Linked DNA regions of Homo sapiens: region 2 is linked to region 1. A link is a loop called in an ENCODE intact Hi-C map of the cell type or tissue named here. Cell type or tissue: A673. All regions are shown on one strand.

The links. Hi-C counts contacts between places; a loop is a spot of excess contacts. Peaks named below come from ENCODE experiments on the same cell type or tissue, not always from the same donor. Only the 100,000 strongest peaks of a DNase experiment are listed, where the experiment ranks them.
Region 2: it touches region 1 in a loop (3-fold over the local background); 5 of 110 quality-filtered maps call a loop at or near these places.

The regions. Positions count from the first base shown.
Region 1 is chrX:45,823,175-45,825,674 of GRCh38, forward strand. No RefSeq gene overlaps it. Among named protein-coding and RNA genes, the nearest start is that of LINC02595, 27 kb to the right of the region's middle. In A673, a CTCF peak has its summit at 1,558 (motif pointing right); a DNase peak (open chromatin) is centred at 1,577.
Region 2 is chrX:46,317,281-46,319,780 of GRCh38, forward strand. No RefSeq gene overlaps it. Among named protein-coding and RNA genes, the nearest start is that of LINC01186, 9.1 kb to the right of the region's middle. In A673, no CTCF peak of the experiment used is centred here; a DNase peak (open chromatin) is centred at 1,471; H3K27ac peaks cover 2,455 bases.

The sequences.
Region 1 (2,500 bases):
ATCCCAGCTACTGGGGAGGCTGAAGCAGGAGAATCGCTTGAACCTGGGAGGCGGAGGCTGCAGTGAACGGGGATGGCCCCACTGCACTCCAGCCTGGGCAACAGAGCAAGACTCTGTCTCAAAAAAAAAAAAAAAAAAAAGAAAAAGAAATGACATGACATTGCTTTCTTCTCAGCACTCTGCAATTTCTCAACATTCTATCCAAACTAAACAGTGCATTAGAAAGTTACTCAAAATGTAATGTTTTAAATCATAAAGGAAAGCATTCTTAATAAAAAGTAGCAAATAGAATTATGATTTTTGTTCTGTATTGTCTGCTTTGTGAAAAATATATTTCTACCCAAATTCCAGGGATTCTTACTTTATTTTCCAAATTTTTCCTATAAAAAATAAGTTACTACTATAGCAATATTTTCCCTCCCTGATTTTATTTCCCGCTCATTTATTCTAGTTTTCTGCACATAGCAACCACAGAAATCTCTGTTATAAGCTGCTTATAGCACTAGAATCCTTGGCAACATTCAGGAATGAATATATCTTAAAACTATGAGAACAATTAGCTGAATACCATAGTTTCAAATATCTCTAAAGTGCTATTTCTGCTGAATCTATCCCAGATCTGTCAATTCTTATGAGTAATACATCTCTCTTTATCCTCATCCAGGCAGACTAGTGAAGGCTGCAGCAGAATAAACTGGTTCATAAGTTTGCTCATTATTACTGTGTTTTAGAGCTAAAGACATGAATTCCCTGCATGTATAGCTGAACTACTGATTATTTAGTATGTATGTATATATTTTATTTCCCAACAAAAGCGGCAAATAATGGGATAATCTTTATTCAGATTTTGAGAATGTTTTAGTCTGTAGGTAAGAATTTAGCTGTTAGCATCATAGCTATTTGAATCAATGGAATATTGGTGGGCTGCTGTGCTTTATCAACATATTTTACCTAGAAATAAGCAGAAATTAAGACAATGAATGTGACTCTTTGCATAAGGTTCTCCTGTTTGTTGACAAATTTGTAAGTGAGTGATGGATTAACATCTACCCCAAAAAACCTCATCACATTTAGGCACAGAAAGGGCCAGTAAAGATACAATCACAGCCTCTTCTCTTAAACTCCTTCAATAATGAGGCTTACCAGAATCAAGATTAATCATACACATCCATGTGTGCACATGGATACATATAGAGATATGTATGTGTACCTATTATTTTAAAGCATATATATAACCATATACAGCAAAGTATGAAAAATACTGCATTAGCTAAAATATAATTAAGACTATCCCCAAAAAGCCCTAATGAGTCATTTCTTTATTCTTTTTTAAAAGTTTCCTCTTAAGCCCATATATAGAGAAGGCACGGGGGAGGTTGATAATCAGTAGAATGAGGAATTTTTTCCACGTTGTATTCACCAGCAGGTTGTTCCAGTCTAATGATTCATGACCTCTTAGGTATATGATGGGACAGCTTGCTCTTGGCAGGGTTTGGCATGAGTCACTCCATAGCAGATTCACGGTCCTCGATGACCAAACCATGCAGTTTGCCCATGAAGGGCTCACAGCCCACCACAAGGCGGCACCCCAGGGAAGGAAGAGCCTAAGGTTGGAAGGTTCCAGTGAAAAATACACACTGCGCTGTATGAGGGAAGTGGCATGCATCAACATGATATATAAAAACACACAATTCACTGATGAAATACTGCATTTGTGTAGTAATGTCAGCATCTGATGACAGTATTATCTTCAGTACTTTGAAAAGGATTGGTTGAAGGGGCAAAATTAATTTGACCTGTGATTAGGGCCCTAAGGCAATCTGGAAGATTGATGTAATCTGGAAGAAGATAACAATCTATTAAATGTTAGACTGACTGTTTTTTTCTCTTTAAAAAAAATCAAGATTCTTCAGATACTTTTCTCAATTTCACACAAATACAAAAAGTTACCCTTTATTATTGATACCAGGGCGCTAAAGTTATTCCATAAGGGCCAGAGAGTAAAGGTTTAAGCTGTGCAGGCCATATAGTGATCTCTGTCACTCTGACATTGACGTCATGAAAGTAGCCATAGACAATTAGGTAAATAAATGGACGTGGCTGTGTTTCAATAAAATTTTATTTATAAACACAGGCACAGATTCGGCCCCACAGGCCATAGTTTGCCCTAAACCCAGGCAAACATCTTACGTTGAGTTGACTAGGCATCTGAGAATTTGGAGAGAATTTTCAGGCCAGGTGCGGTGGCTCACACCTGTAATCCCAACACTTCGGGAGGCCGAGGTGGGCGGATCACGAGGTCAGGAGTTCGAGACCAGCCTGGCCAACATGGTAAAACCTCGTATCTACTAAAAATACAAAAATTAGCTGGGTGTGGTGGTGCATGCCTGTAATCCCAGCTACTCGGGAGGCTGAGGCAGGAGAATCGCTTGAACCCAGGAGGCGGAGGCTGCAGTGAGCTGAGATCGCACCATTGCACTACAGCCTGGGCAACAGAGTG
Region 2 (2,500 bases), 490 kb after region 1:
ACCAGGCTGAGGCTGGGAACAGTTAGTCACAATCACAGGTATTGTTAGGGTCATTTATGAGGTGAGTCATAAGTAATTTGTTAACAATAACAAAGCGTGGAAGTGTCCCAATGATGTGCTCCTTCACAGATTAGAGCAGATTCAAGGTTATCACTATAGCAATGATGTAGCCCAATATGCTTTGTTGAGTGAGTTTGCTCCTGAGAGTGTGTTGCACACATTTGCATACTGATTGCAATGTAGATCAAGGCAAACAAGAAAAAATAAAAACAAATGAAAGTCAACTGATTCAGGCTAGAGAAGTATTGGACCTCTTCTGATTTTCACTGTGAGCGAGAAGTCAGTTCGCTGGCTCCATCTTTCCTCCCATGACCCACAGTAGGAACAGATCGGGGGAGGAGGGCAATGCTGCCTTTATTTATAGGAAGCAGCAGAGAAATCCTTTTTAAATGATTTATTTTAATAATGTAAAAAGTGAAACCATATAATTTGTATTTTCTTAGCACTTTGTGGATTATAAATATTCTCACATGCCTTATCACTTAGATGATCAGTTTGGCTTATGTGAAAGACCTGCAGTTGAAGGCTGACTTAGCAAGGATGTCATCTAAATGGGATCTGAGGGTTGGAGTCTTTATCCATGGAATACAAACCAGCCTGTGTTAGGAATTATGTAATCCATACTTTCCCAAAAGCACACCTCACACCCAATGCATCTTTAAAAAAAAAAAAAGGTTGGAAGTGAAGGGGATCAGGATATGCCACCATAAAATATGCTATTTCGGCATAAGGATTATTTTGAGCTGAAAGCAATTGAGAATCAACTGGTGCTGCAAAAGTTCTCTGCCTCCCTTTTGTCTGCATAAAAGTAGGGCATAAATTTATCATGAAAAAGGTGCCCTCCCTTTATCAGGAAGAGAAGCATAACTCTTATCACTGAAGATGGGGAGTTGATGCTGAGATCAGTCTGCATAAACAGAATTTACTAAAATAATCCTTCTCTTCTATTAGTTCCCCCCATATATTTCCTAGTGACTTTCCCACAATTTATCACCCCTAGAAGCTCCAACTCTCTTTGCTTTTTCTAGCCACTTTCTCACAATTTATTGCCCTTCATAAAAATGATATATAAGCCCTCATTATAACCACTTCTTTGAGACTTCTTTTCTGCGAACAGTCATGTACATAAAAATACTAAATAAAAACTGTACCTTTTCTCCCGCTAATTTGTCTTTTGTCAGTTTAATTTGCAAGTCCCAGGTATTGAACCTAAGACGATAAAGGAAACGTTTTTTCTTCCACAACAGAAGGAAGGGATGGAGGAAGGAAAGGACTGAGGGAGAGAGGGAGGGAGCAAAGGAGGAAGGGAGCGAGGGAGGGAGGGAGAGAGGAAGGAAGGAAGGAAGGAAGGAAGGAAGGAAGGAAGGAAGGAAGGAAGGAAGGAAGGAAGGAAGGAAAATGTTTTTCTTTTATTTGTCTGACACTCAAGCAACTTTGGGATTGTATCTCTTGGCTTCCAGTTTGTCCTCCAGTCTCACAAGGCAGATAATAGCAGGAAGGCCTAGATGCTGACCATGGAAACCTGAAATACATAGTTGAGGGCATATCACTTTCTCTCCAGAACCAAAGCCTTTACCCTGTTCTCCCACAAAGCCTCCTAGAGTCCACATCAGCCCCACATCAGCACTCAGTAGAGACTGGCTCTAAATCTCTCATCACCGTGGGTTGTCACACCTAGATAAGTCCTGTGATTTAAACAGTGACCTTTTCAAATGGCTTTGCCACTTAATTACACAGACTGTACACTTATGAGTAAAAAGAAACATACCTCCACGTACAATCACTGAGACAGACAAGGTAGAATTCTTTATTTATTATTATTTCAGGATTTTGATGTGATTGTTTGGTATCTGCTAGACTCAATGGACATGTAACTTCACAACTGAAGACTTCTTTTACTTCATTTCACACCCCGCAACATGCCAGTTATTTTTCTAAAATACAAATCTTTTTATGTCATTCACCAACTCAAAATTCTTCGGTGGTTAATTCCCCCATTGTCTATAGAGAAAAATTATAATTCTTTAGCTTGACATACAAATCCCTTTCAATATTTGAATCCTGCCAAATTTGTAGCCACAACTACCAATAGTCTACTCCTCCCCATCCCCCACAATAACATATTAACTCCAGTCATATCATATTAGTTCTGATTCCCTGAAAAACACCATGATTTTAAGGTAGAAGTCTTTATTCCCATTTTAGTGAATGTGATTCACTCCAATACCTTCATCCCCTAACAGGACTGTAAACATCTTGAGGCCTTTGATCATGTCTTTTTGCATTCTTTGCAATGCCTTGGCTAGAGCTAGACACATAATGACAAATGTTAAATGGTTACCTATAGAAACATTGGCCTCCCTTGGTTTTATTAAATTCTTGCTACCAAGTTTTTGGTGCTGTTATTGTTTTTTTGGGCTATTTCTCTGCCTGAGTGCTA